Regions from separate parts of the Homo sapiens genome. Here region 2 is linked to region 1. Evidence: read pairs that join two places in POLR2A ChIA-PET (ENCODE). Cell type or tissue: HepG2. All regions are shown on one strand. Links, peaks and the distances in the headings refer to the core of each region. The heading gives the core; the rest is flanking DNA. Region 1 holds the start of LOC105374577 (a long non-coding RNA gene). Region 2 holds the start of LINC01121 (long intergenic non-protein coding RNA 1121).

Region 1 (10,759 bases), core at 4,845-7,344:
GGGTCCCTGAGTTGTTATATGGAGGACCTTTGCAGAGTTGCCAGAACTGGTGTAAGAAGTAAACCTGTGTGTAAGAACTTGGTATTTGAAGATTGTGTATGGAAATGTGACCCATGCCAGATTTTTCACTTATTTGGTGACATTTCTGCTCTTAGAATTGATTGGTGACTATATTAATTCTCTATTGCTGCTGTAACAAATTACCACAAACTTGGTGGCTTAAAACAATACAAATTTATTATTTTACAGTTGTAAATAACTGGAGGCCCTACGGGAGAATCCATTTTCTTGCCTTTTCTAACTTCTAGAGGTTGCCCACATTCCTTGGCTTGCGGCCCCTCCTCCATCTTCAAAGTCATTAATGTAGTATCATCAAATCTCTCTGGTTTCTGTTTCTGTCATCACGTCCCCCTCTGTAACTTGGACTCTCTTGCCTCTCTCTTCTAAGGACCATTGTGATTATATTGGGCCCAGCCAGATAACCCAGGAAATCTCACCTGAAAATCCTTAACTGAATCACATCTGCAAAATCCTATTTGCCATGTAGGGAACATATTTACAAGTTCAGGGGATCCCATTGTGGATATCTCTGAGGGGCTACTATTCAGCCTTCCACAGTGACCCATGCATTTGTTTATCCAATTGATCTTTAATTCCATTCTGGTGAGATTTAGCCAGTAGCCAGATGGCCTTTCCCAAGTAATATTCCTCCATATTGCCTACAGTCATATAGCTTTTCTTTTGAAACACATACATTTCCACATATGAGAGCTGATTATAGGGAAATAATCCAAATGAAGATAAGCTTTATGCACAAAGATGGTTATGAAGGATTATGGATTTTGTTATAAGAAAAAAATTGGAAACATCTGAATGTGCAATGGTATAAGGAAATGTGCGAAGAAATTCTAGAACACCCCATGTGCAAATATTATGCAGCCATTATATTTACAACAAATGTTTATAACTCTGAAATGTTCTTTATAATGATTTTAAAGCAAGTTACACATTTATATGATCTCAACACTGACAAAAACATATGTAGAGGAGAAAATTCTGCACATGTATACACCAAAATGTCAATAGTGAGGTTGCTTTTTTTCTGGAGGATATATATAACTTTAGTTTTCTTTTTCATACTTCCATTTTTTAAAATATCGACAAAAAACAAGGGTGACTTTTGTAATCAGAAATCTCTGTTGATGATAATAGCAGGTCACCAGGGTAGATAGGAGTGATCTGGAAGTGCTGGATAATTCTCTTTATTAGGAGAGGTGCTGTATCCTCCATCTGTAAGAACCTAAGGACTGGGTGCTGGATGATTCCCCTTCTATGTGTGCTGGGACCCTAGGGCATCCCTTCTTTCAGGGCATTTGCCCTGAGGGAGCATCTAGGATTTCTCCAGAAGATACAGGAACCCACCACCCATTGGGCCATACTGGACAATGAGGTACAAAGTTGGAAACATCACATGGATGGTTACCCTCAGCCTTCTGTTCAGTTGAGCAAGAAGATAATCGAAGAAAGATCTTCAGCGTGAATATGGAAAAAGTATACCATCCTCCAGGGTGGCCAGAGCCAAGGTTAAAAAAAAAAAAAAAGAAAAGAAAATATTGGGCCATAGCTCTTCACTGCAGAGAAGCAGTGCTGGTCTCAGAACACATCATCCCCAAGGTGAAAATGAGTGGCAGCCGGTGTGGTAGGAGTGGGAAAATGGGGACATTCAAAGACTGCCAGGGGAGGTGCAAACTAGTAAAAACAAAATATGCCTGTGGAGGGTAGTAGGGTCTGAATCAAATCAAATCACAAAAATGTCAGTTCCTGTGGCCCTGCATTTCCACTTGAAGAAATGTATCCTAAAATAAGAAAACTAAAAATCTGAATTCCCAGCTTTATGAGATCCACACAGTAGATTATGCAACCATTAAAAATCAAGCTCGAGTAGAATATTTAATAAAAAGAGATATTTATAATATATTGCTAAGTTTAAAAAGCAGAATATAAAATAGCAAATACAGCATAATCAACTTTCATAGCAAATAAATACGTAAATAGATGTTCCTAGCAAAAAGCCTGCTTATACTAAAATCATCAAATGTGATAGAATAACAGGTAATTTGCAGGGTTTTAGGGGAGGTTGGTGTGGGGAGGTATAGATCTCAGTTCTCTAAGTTTTCGGCATGAAGCGTGTATACCCTTAACATAGGGCTTTTGCTTCCAAAATAATCAGCCTAAAGTTCCTTCCATTGTTGGAACTCCTGTTCTGCTCCCTGGTAGAAACACCTTCATGTCCGTTGTCCTCCTGGGCCACATCTGAGTGGCCATTGGAGAATATGCACTTTGAAGAACTACCTGGCTTTTGCAGGCCCCGTCCTGCTGTTGCAGGACTGGGTACCCAGGAATGGTTTTAAGGATTGAACAAGCTTTTTTAGGCCAAGATTATGGTTCTTTTGATAACATCATTTCTTCAAATACATGTGAAATACTTTTGTTATTCCATATGTAAAAAGCTACCACTAAAGCTCTTGCCCATTCACAATGTTTAAACCTATAAACTGTTCTTTCACATACTGCCTGCTGAGCTCTGCCAGTGCTCATAGTTTTATGGTAACTATGTTGAGACCATCTGAAAGCATAGGTCTGGGTGGAAAGCAGCCCTCATTAAGCCCACCTAGACCAGCAGGCTCCCTATCGCTGTATGGCAGAACACTAATTTTATCCTCTGCTAAGTCTTACCACTTACTCTTTGCTTCAGTTTCAAGTACAGAAACAATTGGCTTTTTCAACCCAGCAAGGCTCCAAATTACTGAACTCTCAGTCAATTTAGACTCCAGGCTGCAGGCAAGAGAGCAGCACAAAGTCCCGTTCCTGCTCATCTGCTCTTGCAATCTAGCTCATGCCACCCTAACTTCACCGCATTCTTACCAGACTTCGTAAAAGCAACAAGGTGCAACCCAACACACACCAAGAATCTGAATCTCTGTCATCATTTCCCTATTGCCACAAACCTCAGGCAGCATATGATCTCTCTTCAATGTTGGGCACAATTTGATCAAATGTTTTACCACACATAACAAGGGTCACTAAGCAATATCTAAAGTCAGTCCTTACTGACTGGCACCTCAAATTCTTTTTGGAACAAGACAGAGTATGTAGCAAAATATGCACATCCCAATGCATAATGACCACTTCGAGGGTATCAGCCTTCATTTGGCTGCGCGCATTCTGTAAACTTCGTTTTTAAATTGCCAGCCTCAGTTTCATATTAGTCATACTTAATAATTTCCTGCTCAATGTCCTTGGAAGGAGATTTTCTCCACATTTAAAAGCCTTTCTCAACAATTAGCAAAAAGTGGACATGGGTTTAGCTTGATTCATCATGTCATGTATTCAGGTGTCTGCACATAGCCGGTAGGTGCAGCAATTCCTCATCAGATTCCAGTGAGATGTCTAAGGCTGATTTGATGACAGATATGGAAGCTCAACACTCAGGATAAAGTAATGTCCCCCAATCTCCAATATAGTTTGGATATTTTTTCCCTCCAAGCCTCATGTTGACATGTGATCCCCAGTGTTGGAGGGGGTGGCTGGTGGGAGATGTTGGATCATGGGGGCAGATCTCTCATGAATAGCTTGGCGCAATCCTCTTGGTAATGAGTGAGTTCTCACTCTATTAGTTCATGAAAGAGCTGGTTGTTTAAAGGAGCCTGGCAGCTCTCTTGCTCTCTCTCTCTTGCCATGTGACATGTCCACTCCCCCTGTACCGTATGCCATGACTAAAAGTTTCCTGAGGGCTCACCAGAAGCTGAGCAGATGCTGGTCCCATCCTTGCACAGCTTGCAGAACCGTAAGCCAAAAAAAAGCCTCTATTCTTCATAAATTACTCAGTCTCAGATATTCCCTTAGAGCAACACAAAACAGACTAATATATCCCCATTTCCCCAGTGCCTGACCAGAATTATGGTGTTTTTCCCTGTGGTTCTAGACAGGACATGGTGAGTTGGGCCCACCAACCCTGGTGGGTGAGACAACAGTTCTCTTTATGTGTCTGACCTGAGTCTACCAGCCCTTCTTCAATCAGCCCTTTTCTTAGTGCTATAGCTGCAGGGAAGAGTCTGCTTTTTCCAAGACAAACAATCATACTAGTGACAACAGCTTTGCAAGTTTGGAGGAGTCAACCTGATCTAGTACTGTCCTCTCCCTGCTGAGGACAATTCTTCATAAAAGACCAACATGGGGGGTGAGGTGGGTGAGGAGGAGGGGAAAATGAGCAGGCTGCCTTTGGAGTGTGACCTGTGTGTGCAGGTACATTACCAAAGCTCCCTGCTCACAAGTCTCTCGTGCCCCCTGCAGACTCCATAGTCCGCCATCAAGGTTCCTGTTCCATCACTGGAAACTTTAACCAGGTTACTCTTATAAGTGTCTCTGCCCAAATGGGACAACTGGTTATGATGCAGGTGAACCCCAACATTGGGGCTTAGCCCAAGAGGGATCTTGGCTTCACTCAGGAAATAATTCAAGCATGAGCCAACAGTGAAAGGAAGCAAGTTGATTTGAGCAACAGCATACAACAAAATGGCTGCTCCACAGACAGGGCAGGGCTATCCCACAGGCAGAGTAGCACTGGTGGATTGCTGGCTAGGTATATTTACCCCTACTCCTAATTAGATGCTAAATAAGAGGTGGGTAATTCATGAACTTTCCGGAAAAGGGGCGAGCAGTTCCCAGAAGCATATAAAGTCATTTCTGGGCATTGCCATGGCATTTATAAACCATCACTGTGCTGGTGGGAGTATCTTGTAACATGCAAATGTATTATAATTCCTAGTCCTTGCTGGTTGTGGACAGTTTCCTTCCTACATCAGCAGGGTCAGGAAAACAAGCCCTGCTGATCTCCTGGCTCAGTTAGGTTAGGGTCTAGGGGAGTGCCGTAGTGAAGACCCCAGGCACTGACCCATTCCCAGAACCTCCTCCTCCAGGCTCATTCCCTACTCATTCATTTGCCCATCTCCTGTGTTTGTTTGGTATCTATTTCAGCTCCTCTTCCTGGTTACAACATCCAGATAATGGCTCTCCCCACTCAGCTCAATCCCTGGGGCTCCTGCTGTTCACCATCCTTGAAGGGAGTGAACCCACCCATCACCAAATGCCTCAGAAGAGATGCATCAGTAGCTGCTTCCCAAGAGGCAGGGAGCGAGTGCTCAGAGAAAACTCTGGGTAGGGGTGAGGATGATGCCAAAGGTCAGCTCTGCTCCCACTGTGCTCATGACTCTCTGGGCAGTCATGGTGCTTGGCCAGGTTCTCTTGGCATCAACTGATCCCCTTTCTTCAGGTCCTGATCCAAAGCCCAGCCTTGAGGATGCTGCCTGTCTCAGATCCTGAGCTCCTTAGAAGGAGAAACGGGGCCATGCCCAGCACTGGGGCAGATGTAAAGAGCAGTTTAAAGACTATAGGAAAAGGGAGGAAGTAGAGGACAAGGGAAAGGGAGAAAGAAGAGGGGGAGGAAGGAGAACAACAGTGCCTCCTTTATTCCAGCCTCCATGCCTTTGCTAATACTGAAACCTAAAGGGCCACCATGTATGATCTCCTCCCCACAACCATTCCCATCCTCATTGCTCTCCCCTGCTGCTGGTCTCACATCTGTCACACAGCCTTGCCTCGCCTGTGCCCTCCCAACCCAGCCTGGGCTCACAGCCTGCAGCGCTGTAGCCGTTAGCTGCATGTGCTTCAGGCTTGGGTCCACACTGCAAGCTGCTCCTCTCGCTTCCCTGTGGTGACTCACGGGCCCTTGCTGCAGCCTGGATTGATTGGGTGACAGGGTAGCCAGGGTCTGAGGCACCCTAGTGGCTCTTTGCAGAAGAAAAAGGAGTCCAGGGCACATTCCAAGCCCTGTCAACACTGGCTTAGCCCCTTAGTGGTGTAAAATCTCACGCCTGGAGTCCTGTAAGCTCCTGCTGCCAGCTGCAATTTTATTGGTGGTCTGTGACTTCAAAGGCCTCTCCTCCTGCATGGCTGAGCCAGGCAGGCTGCAGAGCAGAAGGCCTGTGCCCAGGGCACCAGGGAATTCCCCCAGGACCTGGACCCAGCCTCCTCTCCAACCTACACTGCCTCTTTCTTTGATAGTCACAAAAATCACTTTCCCAGCTCCCTTGGCAGCCAGAGCAGATGGAACTGCAGGCGAGGAACTGGCTTTCCTGGATCAGCTTCTTAGGATACCGCTTTTCTGGATCTGTTTGTCCCAGATTTGCAGGTGAGACACTTCTAACCAAACATCTCTTCAATGTCCCAACTGGATAAGATACTTTTTTTTCCTCTAGAAAGCCCCAGCAGTGGAAAGACAGGAGGCTGGGTTGTGGTCTGGGTCATCCTGAGTACCCACTTGATATCTGTCTGCCTAATCTATCAAGGAGGGTGACACTGAGGCCTGGCCACTGCCTCACAGCTCTTTGGAGGTTAGAAGAGGTCAAGTCTGGGAAAGCAGGCAGTGAAGCTCTCAAAGAGAAGGCACTGCTCAGTCCACACTGCTGGTGCCCCTCGCTGGCCGTCTTGACACTCAATGAAGTGTTTAAGACACAGTGTCTGAATCTCAACTCTGACATTTCCCAGCTGCGTGCCTTTGGGAGAATTACCCAACTCCTCTGGGCCTCCATGCACTCATGCGGATTAGCTCATATTGGTGAAACACTTGAACAGTCCCTGACACCTGGTAGGTGCTATAGAAATATTTGCTATTGGTTTTTTTGTTTGGTTTGGTTTTGAGACAGAGTCTCACTCTGTTGCCCAGGCTGGAGTGCAGCGGCATGATCTCAGCTCATGCAACCTCCACCTCCAGGGTTCAAGCGATTCTCGTGCCTCACCTCCCGAGTAGCTTAGGTTACAGGCGTGCAACGTCCAGCTGATATTTTTTGTATTTTTAGTAGAAACGGGGTTTTACCATGTCGGCCAGGCTGGTCTCAAACCCCTGACCTCAAGCGATCTGCCAGCCTCAGCCTCCCCAAGTGTTGGGATTACAGCTGTGAGCCACTGCACCCAGCCAGAAATGTTTGCTTTTGTTATTATTGCCACACATATGCCTCATCTTGCTCATTTATTCCACATGAATAGGATTTGTGTGCCAATGAGATGACAAGCTTCCTGTACCCTTTCCTCCCCAACACACACAGACACCCAGTCCAGCCTGGTGTGCTCAAGCAAGAGCAGCTCAGACCCTGCTCAGCCTTTTGCTTGTGAAGTAAGCTTGGGCAAATTATTAAACCCCTGCAATCCGGCATGGTCATTTATAAAAGGGAGCTAAGAATAACCTGCTTCACAGAGTGGCATAGAATTTACATGAAATTTAGATAAAGCTACTAGTAAATATCAGCAAAGCTCAGTGCCTGGCCTACTACAGGCACTTAATGAACGTATTAATGAATATTTGTAGTAGGCACTGAATGAATGTTTGTTCTCCCCGGTACTGGGCAAACAACAGCTCAGTAAACACTTGGCAGCTTCAGGTCAGTCCTGAAGAGCATGTGTTAAAGGGGGTGGTGGCATCAAGTGACCAGCCCCACCCTCCACCGCTGGCCACACCTTCCCTAGTGACCACACTGAGAAAACACTTAGATGGACCGATGGGTGTGAATCCCTTGAGAGCAAGGCTGCATCTTCTCTCTTGCACTTGCCAGCATCTGGCACAGCTGGGTATTAATCACACAAGACACAACTCCAGCGGTGGCGGCCCTGGATGTCTGAAATGCTGTCCAGAACATTGAGAGAAAGCCAAAGAAGGAAAGCTGCCCTCAAACATGCCCAGGATCTTGCTGGAGATGGAAACTAACAAGGATGGAAACATGACAGCAGAAAAATACAGACCAGTTTGAAGTCTGCCCACCTGGGAGTCAAGCCACATTGAAAATCAATAAGGCATCAAGGCCGGGAGCTCGGAGAGCCGACTGGATACCTGCGTGGGCCTCCTTTAAAGAGGTGAAAGCTTTGAAGTTGCAGACGACCAATAAAAATACAGCTGGCATTTACAGCTTCAACTCCTCCTGCTTTTGCTTTTCACCGTGTTGCTAAAGCTGCCTACAAAGCTGCTCCAGGCCGGACTCTTGGCCCAGGTTGACAGAGCCCATTCCCATTCCATGGACAATAACAGGGGCTCTTGGTGTCCTCTGGCCAGGGATTGGTGATCAACTTTAGGCACGCTGGCAATTTCCCAGGACAACCCCGTCTTAGGTTCTGAACATCAGAGGCAATGGCTAAGGTCCCCCAAAGCACTTTGGTAAGTTCAGTTAGAAGCAGGCTAAGTGGTGGCCAAGATAAGCCTCAGAGAAGCTCATGCTCTTCTGGGATACCTTCGCTCTATTTAGTGTGTTTTCCGTTCTCCTGCCCATTCAGTGTTCCCTTTTCAATGCCTGTAACACCAGGAGGAGGAAGGGCCTTCTAGAATGAGCCCTTCCCCTCAAAGATGGAGCAATCCAGGTACAACAGGTTAGTCCAAAAGGGAAACAATAGTTACAGTGAGAGGGAGCTGGACCCTGATTCCCAGCCCAATGCCTAGGATTTAAGATGCTGAAGCTGGAGGCTTTTCTTTCTTCTCTCACTTCTCTATTTACCACTCACAGGAAGCTCCAGGACCTTCCTCTTTCTTCAGCAAGCATAGAAAGGGTTCTCAGAACTAGGTGCTCCTGGCCCAGTGAGGGAGACAAGACTTAAAGCATAAAACATCCAGGCAAAAAGCTACAAAGCAGTCTCAGAATGAATGGAAGGTGTTATGCTATGCAACATATATGGGCAATGTCAGGCTTAATGACCAAGCTGAGCTAATGTCAATAAACAGAGAACTATTAGGAAATTCATTAATCAAGGTCTTGTTTATACTCCTATTTGTCAACCAAATTATTTGCTTGACTTGTGACCTCCTTGGTTTATTATGGCCATTTCTGTCATCAGCAGAGCTGGGCTGCTGGAATTTCACACATAGGTAGTCCTGCCTCTGTCTTCAGCATGCTCCTGGTCAGCCTTCTCCCAGAATCACACCTCTGAGCAGGGGCCAAGGTCTGTCTTCAGTTAACAAATAACCATTCTTTATAATCCAGTGGTTTACTGGGCCTTAATTAATTGATTTGCTAATCGCTGTTTCCTGTTTCCAGGAATGAGCCCAGGAAGTTGACCTTTGAAGCACTCTCCTGCTCTTGGGGCCATGTCATCAGGAAGAAACTCCAGGCTGAAAACACAACTGCAAGGCCAACAGGCAGGGGAGCAGCTTTCTCAGGACACCTGAGGTCCTGCCCCACCAGGCTCTGGTCTTTACACACCATCTCTCACTGTCCTCTAGCCCCAACTGCACATTGCCTTCCTCCTTCCTGAGCTCATGCTTGCCCCTCCCTCGGCATCTCCCTAGCCCCAGCCTGAAGGCTGACCTCCTCCAGAAAGCCTCTCCCTCACCACGAGGCCAGAAAGAGTCTGTCCTGTCTCTAGCTTCTGAGTTTCTTAGTCCCAACGACTGTCCCTGCTCCACTGACACCTTCCATACACAGCTTTGTGAGCTGTGCGCATCTGTGGGTACCAGAGGGTAAGTTCGAGGGCCAGCTGACGCCTACTGTCTCTACTGTCTCACAGATCTGCATTGGGTTTCCTTGGTCCCAATCCCCCACAGACACACACACATGTACACACTCACACACACAACGCTGGACCAATAGAGAGAACTTTATCAGTAAAATGTAACTATTTCATTACACCAGAAGCTATCCGTGTTTAAGGCCCTATCCCCAAAGCAAGTAGAGAATGACAATTATCTTGGTAAGGAACAAGGGCCTTCCCACTTCCATCCCCTAAATTACACTAATTTCTGGCGTTTCCACCTTCTCTGAGCCAGTGCTTCCATTTGGGAAATAAATATGAAATGATTTATCCATTCAAAGTGACAGATCACAGGTTTGTAGGTAGCAGGCAGGGGAATCTGCCTCACAAAGGTAGACATCCTTTATGACTTTGAAGGGAAAAGGGTGAAGGGCCCTGTGGGGAGTGGCAGCGAGGATCAGATTTCTCCAGAATCACTCGGAGTAATATCTATCCTCAGCAGCCGCCCTGTGGATTCTGACACATCTCAAAAAAGCAGGGGTCTGGAAAAAGCAGTCAGCATCTCTTACCTTCTGCAAAAAGCTACTGTGCAGACTGTTCCTTTGTAGTTTGGACTTAAAGAAAAAAAAATCAAACCATCTTGGAAAAATCAGAAAGCAGATGCGTCCATAATGGAACTTGGCAAGAGCAATAGAAACCTCGTTATGGGTGTTACAGGCACTCACACCTCAATTAACCTAGGGGGCGTGGGGCTGCTGGTTTCTCTGCACAGATGTCAGGGTGAGAGACCCTCATGGCCAGAAGACTTAGATACCCTGAGACTCCTTCTGAAACTAAGGACCCGGGATCCCCACCCAGCCCTGGCCTAGGATCCTTTTCAGAGCTTCGGAGCCTCATGTCCAGGGTAGTCCGTGGACACGGGGCCACCTCTGGTGCACCCTGGGCTGCCTAGGCCGCCAAGCCCACCCTGGAGTGGCAGGAGCTCAGCCTGTGGCCAGCTCTGCACCCACAGCCACGACCTGGTGCCGAATTTTACTATCTGCCATTTACCATTCTGACGGGGAAAACAAATTTAAAACACCTGGAAATTTATGTCTCTGATGGGTCAGGTTGCACTGTTCCATTATATTAAATAATCCAGGCTGTGCGCTTCAAAGGCCGCCGGCCTCGGGAGGCCGCCAGGGCGCGGGGC
Region 2 (10,759 bases), core at 5,443-7,942, 72 kb before region 1:
GGTTTCCAGTCCCCTCATTGTGTTTTAGCATTCCTGCCAAACTTACCCAGAGAGAAGGCGCCTTGAACTCTCCTGACCCCGCTGTGTCAAACACGTCTCTCCTGCACGCCATACTCTGTCTCAGTGCTTCTTGACAGTCGGGTCTGAGGTTTAAGAAATTCTCCACAGGAAAAAGTCTCAAACCACAGAGCATACCTTCCCCTCACATCTGGAGCCGTATATCAAAAACTGCCCTCACAGATCAGCTGCCGGCTTTTCCTGACAGAAAGGAAAGGATGTCCATCTCCAGACTTAGGAGTTGGCTCTGCTGGGTGCCTGTCCTTATCTTCTTTCCCCCAGTCAGAATTCTCATTTTCCCTTTGGGAACACCCCTTTTCCTTCTGGTGTTCAGAGTCTTTGGATGGTCTGCCCGTGATATTCTAAGAACCCTCAAAATAATTCCTCAACCAAACTGGTCTCTGTAGCAAGGTTCAGCCACTTGTAATCTGTGCCTTCAGGCCCTAACCTGTGAGGTCAAATGTCTTCACTACTAAAGAATATATGTATTTTAAAATACTGAGGCCCAGTTGAGTCTGAATCTCTGGGGGTGAGGCCCAGGCGTCAGTTCAATTTTTAAAGCAGCCCAGGTAATTTTAATCTGCAGCCAGGATTCAGGCCATTGGGTGAGATGATCTCTGAAGTTCCACCATCTTTTACATTCCATGATTCTAGGGGGTGCTAATGTATAACTAGGGTATACCAACCTCCTTCTCCTTTCATTGATAGACACTCTGGGAACATGATGGTTAATCCTAGAATGGCAAGAACCTCCTTCAGCGGCTTAGCAGTGATTGTCTAGAGATCTGTGGTGAGGTTTAAGCCAGTATCGGGCTGAATGGGAAAGAGAGCTGTGATCAACTAGCAGTGACTGCCATGAACAACGGGGAGAGACAGGCACTCAAGAATGTCCCCAGCCCATCCTGATCCAAAGAGGAGACCACACAGGAAGAGATCTCAGACACTAGTGTAGATCAGTACTATCCCTTTTTCAGGTATGCCTTGCCGTGTGACAAAATGTTCCAAATCGTACTGGCTCAAAACAACAACCAGTTACTCATGGTGGTGAAATGTGAAAAGGGTATGTGAGAGACAGGTCATCTCTTTCCAAGTGTTATTAAGGAGGGATCATGATTGGTACTGGAGGATCCAAGACAGCTTCACACTCCCATGTCTGGTGCCTTGGCTAGGAAGGCTGGAATGGCAGGGGGTTGATCACGCCCCCTCTCCAGCAAGGTGGTCTGACTTCCTCACTTGGTGGCTCAAGGCTCTAAGAGAGTGAAAGTGGGAGCTGTCAGGCTTCTTAATGGTCTCTTACAAGCAGACTTCTCCTGGCCAAAGCAAATCACAAAGCCAGCCAGGTTCAAGGGGAGGAGAGATACACTCCACTTCTTAACGGAAGGCCCAACATGCACATCCGGAGAGGGGAGGAATTGTTGGCAATCATCTTTGCAGACAGTTTACCATACCATTTACTAGCCCATCAGATGGCTCCTATCATGTGTCTATTGGCCTGAAAATCATGTTATAAAATAGGGGAAGGGAGTGTGTTGACATGCTTGATTATCCATCCCTAATTTAAATTGTTTAAATATTAATATCACTTTATGCATATACAATATAATATGCATGTACGTATTATATTCATAAATACATATCTTTACATCATTGCCTTAGCCAATATCTAGATATCATCAAATGTGATCATTTGTTAGGTTATTATCTTCACCAGTGACTATTGGTAAAAGAGAATGTGGTTGAAATTGGCCCTACAATCCCTTGACGGAATTGTCTTTTCTTGTATTTCACAAAATAATTGGAAATAGAAAATTAAGAATATAATAGGAAAATAAAGAATATAATTATATATAAGAATATAATTCTTAACAGGAAAATTAAGAAAATAATAGTTGTTTACCCCATAGTACTCTCACCCTAAACCCAAATTGGCAGATGGGCAGTGTGCTAGGTGTCAGTTTCAGGATATTGTACCCAGCAATTAGGTTAAGAGCAGAAGTGGAACCAGTGGCTTAAAACCCACTTCTTCCAGGAAATTATAACCCCAACTCCACCGTGACCTCACCCCCACGCCGCATCTGCTTAGCTTGCCTGTCCCCTTCTGGGGGCCGTGTCCACTTGTCTAAGCCCTTTGTTGTACTGAATCACACCATATGATCCCAGCAACCTGGGGGGATCTTCTTTTTTAAAAATTACTCTTCAAACAGAACCCAGCCCTGACTCTGTTCTTGAAACCATGTCAAGAACAGTGTAACTGGGACCACTACTCCAAGTGGTAATTTATTGCCAAATGAGTTTCACTTGTTTTCATATTATAGTTCTACTGTTTAAAATTCCAGGACAACTTTCTTTTGTTATTTATTTAAACAAAATGCCTTGAGTGTTTTTTAAATCCCACAATGATTCATACAAAGCCACGGAGGTATAGACTGTTTGTCCCACGAAATTTACTGGGAAAAAGTTGACATGAATGATGTCACACACTTGACCATGTACACTGTACCCAATTATTTATCCAACAAACATTTATTGAGCACCTAATATGTTCCTGACATGATGTTAAGCACTAAGAAAACAGAAAAATAAGACTCTCGTCTGGCTCTATTAGTCTGAGTAGGGAAGGCAGATATGTGATCTATTATATTATATTGCATAAGATATATTAAGTACTCTAATAATAATAGCAGAAAATACTTAAATAGCACATGTCATGAATCAGGCATTGTTCTAAATGCTTTAACTTATACTGTTCACTCTTCAGAATAACCTTATGATATAGATTCTTTTATTATCCCCATTTTATCAGTGAGGAAGCTGAGGGACAGAGAGACTAAATGACCTGCCCAAGGCAAACCCCTAGTAAGTGGCAGAGCTGGGACTTCAACCCACATGGTCTAGCTCTAGAGTTCATTCTCTTCACCACCACACAGAGGAGATGGCAACTAATTTGTCCTGGGAAGTAGGAAATAGTCCTAGTGAAGAAGGAATGCTAACATGTTAAAGGAAAGGAGGAGTTCCCCCAAGAAAAGAAGAGAAATTTCCAGGTATAAGGATAAACTTGAAGGCGGGGAGTACCTGAGGACTGCTGAGAAAGCTGGCGAGGCTGTCAAGCTGGGGGTGTGATAGAGAGTGGGGAGTGAGCGGGAGAAGAAGCCCTGCGTAGATGACCATGAAGGCCAGGGTCCCATGTCGGGCCCATTTGAGGACAGCCGGCTTTCTCACATCCCCTGGTCCAAGACCTCACCTCTAATTAAGAGCCATGACCTCACAAACACCACGTTGGAATCTGGGAAAGAGAGATGGAAAATAATGGTCATAAAATCTGCATGTGTAGTTTCAGTTTTCAGAGTTCCTTAGCACACATTCTCTTAACTATACTTCATGTTTTACAGTTGAAAAAACAGACGAAAAAATAAACGTTACTCAGGAAATAAGTGCAGAGCCAGGCCTCGGACCCAGGTCTTCAGGTTCCTTAGCTAATGTCCTTTCCACTGTGACCAACAGAGTCCATCTCCATCACTGTACCCCCAAAAATCTCCAAGTGTCCATTCTGCTAGTTCTGGGCCCAGGAGACCATAGTCACACAGATAGGAAAGGACATTGAGAACACTGAGACTCCAGAGGAGGCAAATGTACCCATGGTGAAAATGACATTGGAGTGGGAACCAGGAAACTGAAACTTCAGTCTCATCATTATCACAAAATCACAATGTGACCCACAGGCCTTGGTGTCCTCACCTGTAAAAGAAGAATGCTCAGGATAATTTCCAAAGGGCCTGTCTCGGCCTATCTTTCCGCCTCCGTCACCGTCTACATGTAGCTTAATTAGTTTAGTCAACTGCTGTTTTTAGCCATCACTGAGTGTTCAGTTCCACTCAAAACAGAGCTGAGTTGACAGAACGTGCCATCAGAGCTGGAAGCTCAACATCCGGGACACAGCATCAGAGATGTCTGTATTCTAACCAAGTTCCTCTCTTCAGTTTAAGCTAACCTCGAAGGGCCCAGCATTTCCATGCCCCACTGTGGGGTCTGCTTTGTAGCCTGAAATGAGATATTTGTCTCCTTATTAATAACCTCACACTCTCTGAATGCATTTTAAAAGCTCACCCGGTTCAGCAACCTGTGGGCCTGTCTTTGTTATTGTTGGTTGGAGTCTTGCATACTTGACTTAAAAGTTAGCACCAAATGCAGCTTTATCTGATCAGGAAGGCATGAAATAGAAGGAATGGGTAAATTTCCTTTGCAAAGCAGACACCCCTGGATGTGTTTTTCATGCTAGAGATATGAATAAATGGCAGACGCTGGTTCTCACCAGGCAAAGTGAGTGCCAATGAGGTCACAGGGAGAGCAGTGAGCATGCAAAGATGACAACAAGGACTCCATCTACCTGACCCAAGGGAAGGGACAGAGGAGACCTAGGAGGTAACCAGGGCATAAGTAATTATCTCCAGTGACAGAAAGCCAGGGTTTGGTGAATGGTCAAGGTAAAGTGGAAAGGCAGGCCTTGAATTCAGGTCTCCTAACCCCTGGTCCTGTACCCCTTTCCTCTGCACATGCTGCTGCCAACACTTGGATCCAAACTTGCACTTCGTAAAGGCAGAGAATATTCTGCTCATTAATGTGAGCTCAGGGCTTGGCATACAAATTCAAGAAATTCTTGTTGAATTTCTTGAACTCTAGCTTGACTAAGGAGAGAGGCTGATCTTTATTAATTTGCTGAAGTAGGAACATAAAAAAGTTAAAACCCTTACAGTGCCTGCAGTGCCATATATGAATCTGGCCCCTGTGATCTCTCTGACCTCACCCCCCTCTACTTCCCTCATTGCTCACTTCCCTCTAGCCACTCCGGCTATCTTGTTGTTCCTTAAACATGCCAGACATACTCGTGCCTTGGGGTCTTTGCACTGGCTGTTCCCTCTCCCTGGAATGACGTTTCCTGGATACCCTCATGGCTAATTTCCTCTTTTCCCTCAAGTTTATGTTCAAACCTTACCTTCTGTATAAGGCCTGCTCCAAACACCCTCCTTGAACATGTAACCCACCCCCGACTTCAGTATTTTCCTTCACTCTTAGGCCGCTCTGTTTTTTCTATGGCATTTTTTTGCTTTCTGTATGCGGTTTTTATTTTTTATGATTGCTATTTATTATCTGTTCATACCTATTGGAATGCAAGTTCTATGATGGCAGGGATTTTTTAATTCATTGATGTACCCTACAGGCCTAGAATAGTGTCTGATATGTAGTAGACTCTCAATAAACGTTACTGAATGAATGGTCTGCAAAGTTACAACATAATTTTATTTCATATAGAAGTTTTCTTTCTGGTCTATCCAAGTGCGAATAAGCTAAACTGTGATAGAACCAAGACTGTCTTTGGTGCTATGGGGTTGTCAGGGAGCAGGGACTCTGTTGCCTTTGTCCAGGGCAGAAGGAACAGCTGTGGCCTGAGTCACTGATCTTTTCCCCCTGGGCCTGGGCCCTTTAACTCTAAATAAGGCTCCTGCAAACAGAAATAGAGAGGCAGATGGAAAAAAAAAAAAAAAAAGAATCACCCAACATGGTTAGATGTTCAGGGCGGCTCTCACATCTCAGGAGCAGTAAGGAATAGCACTGAGCATTCTATACACAGCAATTCCAGATGCTAAGGAAGGGACATGATGTAGCCCCAGGTCTACAAATGCAGCAGCGCAGGAGCCAGGACGGGGCCTCAGGAGCAGTCTGATGCAACAGATATTCAGTTCACTGGGCATGGCTTCTTCTAGTCCTCGGCCAAGTGGACTCTGAGCAGTGGGATAGGGATGTGGGGGGAGGTGGTGGGGGAAGAGAGGGTTGCCCAGAAGTTGTGGAATCTCAGCAAGGATGCCAAGCCAGAGGCTGGCTTCAAGCAGCCAGACGTCTGAATGGAGCAAGCTGGAGTCTTGGCCATTGTGGGGCTGAGGCCCTAGGCTGGCCAGTGGGGGCAGGACGCAGCAGGAACAGGAGCTGCAGCTCAGGAACCAGGCTAGCACTGTGCTCAGTTACCTGAAGAGTGGGACAGGCAGCTCAGGAGACCAAGTCTGGAGACCCTCAGCATCCCCAACTGCAGCTCAGGCCTAGGCTGGGAAATGGGGACAAGCGGAGCCATGGCAGGAGAGGAGCCTGGAGCAGCTCCCGCTGTGGAAGCGGGAGGAACATGGAGCAGGGCAGCTGGGCTGGGCCAGGCCGACCCAGGTGCTGAAAGGCTTCTTACCCAGAGGAATGTCTGGGTCTAGTCCCTCTCCGTTTACCAAGGCACTGTGGGGAGAGGCGGCACGGGCTTTCAGAGTCAGGATCAAACTCCAGCCTCACCACAGAGCTGGGCAAGTTCTTACTATGCCAGGGCTTCCTCACTCTTTCCTCGCAGGAGTGCTGAAATAACTGAAGGAGAGCAGCTCCCAAAGCCTCCCCGGTGTCCTGGGGCTCCTTCGCCAGCGCTCTCTGGATGACCAGGTCTCTGACCTCCTCCTGCCTGACCCAACCACAGCCCAGCCTAGGCAGCCTGGAGGACAGGGGACCGCAGCAGGCCTGGACCTGACAGCTGAGCTCCCTCCCCTCCCCCTTGCCTAGCCAGAGCTGGTTTATTTGAACTAAGAATTTAAATGTAAATATGCAACATCCCTTCCCCTCTGCCTCCGCTCAGCGGGAGGGAGCGTGTGTCCACCTCTGTCAGCTGCAGCAAGAGTGCCCTGTGTGCCCAGATCCTATCCACTTTGAAAAGAGCAGAAATATTAGACACAGCTAAATAAGAAAACACAGATTATTGCTGGAGACCCCTAAGGCCTACTTTGTCTGTGCAATAGTTTGTTTTACTTTTCACAGAATTTATTTTGGCTGCAGCCAGATTGATGGTGATTATATCTGAAATCCTCCCACATATCTGTCACATAAACACTTCGTTTAATTCAGGTTTGTAAAACTCTATGGGCCAACGGGGAGCCAGCTTTTGGATTAATTAGCAGACGCTAATGCTGGGCATCTTGTCACATGGTCCAGCGGCTCAAAGGCTGAGGGCACAAGAGGGGCCGAGCAAGCGGCCCTGGCCCATGTCTCAGGAGTTTGATCCTTTAGGCTGGTAAAGGAAAACCAAGGAAGATGTGGAAGGGGAAGAAGGCCGCTCACTGTCCAGCCTGGCTGGGGAAACAGATTCTGGCCTGCAGAGTGAGCCAAAGTCTCCCATCCGGACCTAGCTAGAGGGGAGATATTCATATGCGTTTTGAAGTCGATACAAAATAAACCCCCAGCTTCCTCAGAGTTTCTGTCGATAGCATCACTGGATCCGACACCTCCTGGGAAGGGGAAAAGCCTTAGGGGCTAGAGCTGGGGAGGGAAGCCCTGCTCAAGTCGCCGGGAGTGAATGCAGGGTCCAGAGCCTTGGCAGCGGTGGCTCTGATTCCCGAGACCCCCGGACCACCCACTCCCCAGTGGTTGCCCGGGCCCTGCCAGTGCTGGGCAGGACTTCCTTCTGTGTGATGGGAGCATGCCCCTAACAGGCTGCATATGCCCACCAGCTGTTGCTCTCTTTTGCCACTGCAGGCCAAGACAAGAAAAGCATTATTTCCTTCCTCCTTCTAATCTCCAGGCCTCACTAACTTCACAGGCCTGCTTTGGGCATTGTTCACTGGGAGTTTCTCTGGGGCGAGTTCCCCTTTGCGCAGAAAAGGCCCTTTTATTCCCCCCATTACATTTACCTTTCCCTTTAATATGGAGTTCTTCCACTAAGGGACTGTATGGAGAGTGTATAGGACTTCAACGGGGATGCTGGATTTGGCTTTCAGAGGTTAATTACATCCTTACTGCTCCAGAAGCTGCTGTTCCATCTGCAGGAATGCTCCCAAGCCTGGGAGAACTCCTGCTAGCCAGAGAATGAACATGTTGCTGAATGCCTAAGCCTCCAGTCTTTAGATGAACTGTCTCGTTTAATTAAAAAAAAAAAAAACCCAGCCTAAGAGGTATTTTTGAACCCATTTTCACGCATGAAGATTCTGAATGGAGAGGTACATTCAGAATGGATTTGCAGGGGGTAAGCCAGCCAAGAAGTGGCTGAAACAGCACTGAGTCTGTGGCTACCTGAGTCCATGTTCTAATACAACCCACAAGGACTGGAAGTGAGGCTTCCTCATGCTTGTCTTTACTATGCCACTAACCAGGATGGCCCAGATCAACTCCCCGGCCTTCACCAGACCTCGGTGTCCTTCTGTGTAAAGGAGGGGCGGGCAGCACCTCCCCAGGCCCTGGCTTCCAGGGCTTCCTGCCTTGATTCCACCTCCAAATAACCACAAGAACTGGACCATCCCCAGCTCCTCAACCTGCAGAGGGACCGGAGGCCAAAACCCAGCTCCAGCCAGATCCAGTTACTAACCAAACACTTGTCTTTCTTTCCGACTGAAACTGACTGAAACTGAACGTGCCTGTCTGTCGCTTAGGGCTCTCGACCAAGAGTGCTCGTTTTTAACCCTTTCACAGCAGCTATGTTTTCTGCAGTGCATAAAACACAAGGCACCGATTTGTCAGACATGACTCAGCTCAGACCTCACCTGGGGATACCCTTTGAAAAGAGAGACCTGCAGGAGCCCAAGAGGGGCACATCATTTTTGGCTTAGCTTGTCCTAATTTTTCACTCCTGTTCCCTTTTGTAAATGGCACTTTGGAAGTGTCGATATTTCACCCTCCTTTTTAAAATAAAGGGTGCCATTGTTTAGAGGGCAGGAAAGGAGAAGCTAGTTTGGAGAGGAGAAGCGGTCTGGGACAGGAATCGGGATCGGGGTCATGTCTTGATACAGGAATGTATGTTCCCCAAAGGGAAGGTGGGCAGGGCCAGGGCTCCCTGTCAAGACCGGGGTAAGAATTTTGTTCTTCTGTACTAATTTTTATAGGCTTCCAAGATTTTTAAAACTCCACCCCCAGCACCAAAAACAAACAAACAAAAAAGCAGCCTCTGGGGACAGTACTGTGGAAACAATGAGAATCCAAATTCCAAAACTCTTGAGTTCACCCCAGAATTAAGGACGTGATAGTCAAAGCCAGGAAGCAGTGGAGCCTGAGGGCTGGCCGCTGGGCTCAGAGGCCTAATTGTCAGACTGTGTTTCCAGATGCAAGCTTTCTGCCTTTGGCACGGACTTTTTCTATAACAAACTCACTTTGGGGTCATTCATCAGTGCATAAATGCACACCTGGGAGGTGGGGGGACAAGCTCCCATTTTTCTGGCTTTATAAATACGGAACTCACATTTCTCCAATTGACATTTGCAGAGGCATGATAGATTAGAGCGCCTTCCACCGCAGAGCAATTTCAAATAAACGCAAGTCTGCTGGTGCAGGCTGCAGCCATCCATACCCTGCAGAGGAAATAAGCCTTCCCTTCCAGCCTCTTCCTTTCAGGTAAGCAAAAGCAAAGAAACAAGCACGCAGAGGAGTTCCAGCTTCAAGCTTCCCACCCAACAAGGTCGGGGGAGGAAGGTGCAAACTCTCAGTTCCATTTGCTACTCAGCAAATGCGGTAAACTGAAGTCCAAAACACAGAACACTGAGGTCTCCAAGACCACCTGGGTACCAAAAAGGTAGAGTCCCCAGTGTCATTAGCAGTAGGAACCAAGGGCAACCTATATATGTTGGCCAAGTCGGTGGTTGTGCAAATGGAGGTTTAAAGCACTAGCAATGCTGCCTGACCCCAAATATTGTCTGCACCTGATACCCGGAATGACACCATTGGAGACGTATTTCTTTGTGTTAGCCATTCTCTTACTTAGGTTTCTCTTAGATTTCTCTTCCTTGAGCAAATGTGCCAAGTGGGAAAATACATTTGGCTCCCTAACTTCTCAGAGTGAATAAGTTCATCAAATCCCTTTTGAAAGAGGACCAGAAGGAGCCCTGACATTCCTTCATTCATTAAACAAAAATTGAGCATCTACTTTGCACCAGCGCTTTGCTAAATGCGCTAGGAAAACAAGGGTAAACAAAAGCAGACACAAGGGCCCAGTGCTGTGGTATGCACCTGTAGTCCCAACTACTTGGGTGGTCAAGGCAAGAGGATTGCTTGAGCCCAGGAGTTTGACGTTACAGTAAGCCAGGATCACACAACTGCACTCTAGCCTGGGCGACAGAGTGAGACTGTATCTTTAAGAAAAAAAAAAAGCAGACATGTCTTTTGCCTCTATGAGCCTACAGCCTACTTCGGAAGACAGTCACACAATCATCCAAAGAACAGGAAACTATGACTGTGACAGGACGAAGAAGATACCCTGAAAGCCCATGATGGGGGTCAGGAAAGCTGTCCTGCCCTGGCAGGGTGATGGATGAACTTCTGAAGGATAACTCCTGGCTCCTCAAGCTGACTCCTGAAGGGTGAACAAAGAGAGGGAAGGCACTCCTGGCAGAGAACAGCACAGGCAAAGGCCCGTGAGCATCCCAAAAACATTGAAAGGGATTGGGGTGGGGATGGGGCAGTGTTGACAGACGCCTGTCTGGGTGGGAAGGAGCACCCAAAACAGAGGGGAGAGACAGAGGCAAGCATTGCCTACTTCATCTCCCTCCTCTGGCTGCAAAAGCCCCTCCTGGCTGCACCATATTCAAGGGGCAAATGTGATGGTGACCTGCGGGCAACGCTCCTGCAAAGGGCTGAGACAGTGAAACAACGTAAGTGTTAACCACTATTAGCGACGAGGAGACTGAGCTTGGATGGAGCAGAGGCC

Evidence for each region. Peaks named below come from ENCODE experiments on the same cell type or tissue, not always from the same donor. Only the 100,000 strongest peaks of a DNase experiment are listed, where the experiment ranks them.
Region 2: POLR2A ChIA-PET joins it to region 1 with 5 read pairs; 1 of 35 experiments calls an interaction of 5 or more read pairs at or near these places.

What each region holds. Positions count from the first base shown.
Region 1 is chr2:45,323,677-45,334,435 of GRCh38, forward strand. It overlaps LOC105374577 (a long non-coding RNA gene), which reads left to right and starts at 7,613. Exons shown (of 2, transcript XR_001739448.2): 1 at 7,613-8,263; 2 at 9,135-9,901. In HepG2, for the core only: a CTCF peak has its summit at 5,832; DNase peaks (open chromatin) are centred at 5,825 and 7,135; H3K27me3 peaks cover 1,714 bases.
Region 2 is chr2:45,250,875-45,261,633 of GRCh38, forward strand. It overlaps LINC01121 (long intergenic non-protein coding RNA 1121), which reads right to left and starts at 4,067. Exons shown (of 6, transcript NR_033831.1): 1 at 3,793-4,067. RefSeq lists enhancers at 5,705-6,278, 6,279-6,851. In HepG2, for the core only: no CTCF peak of the experiment used is centred there; DNase peaks (open chromatin) are centred at 5,842 and 6,657; H3K4me3 peaks cover 1,333 bases.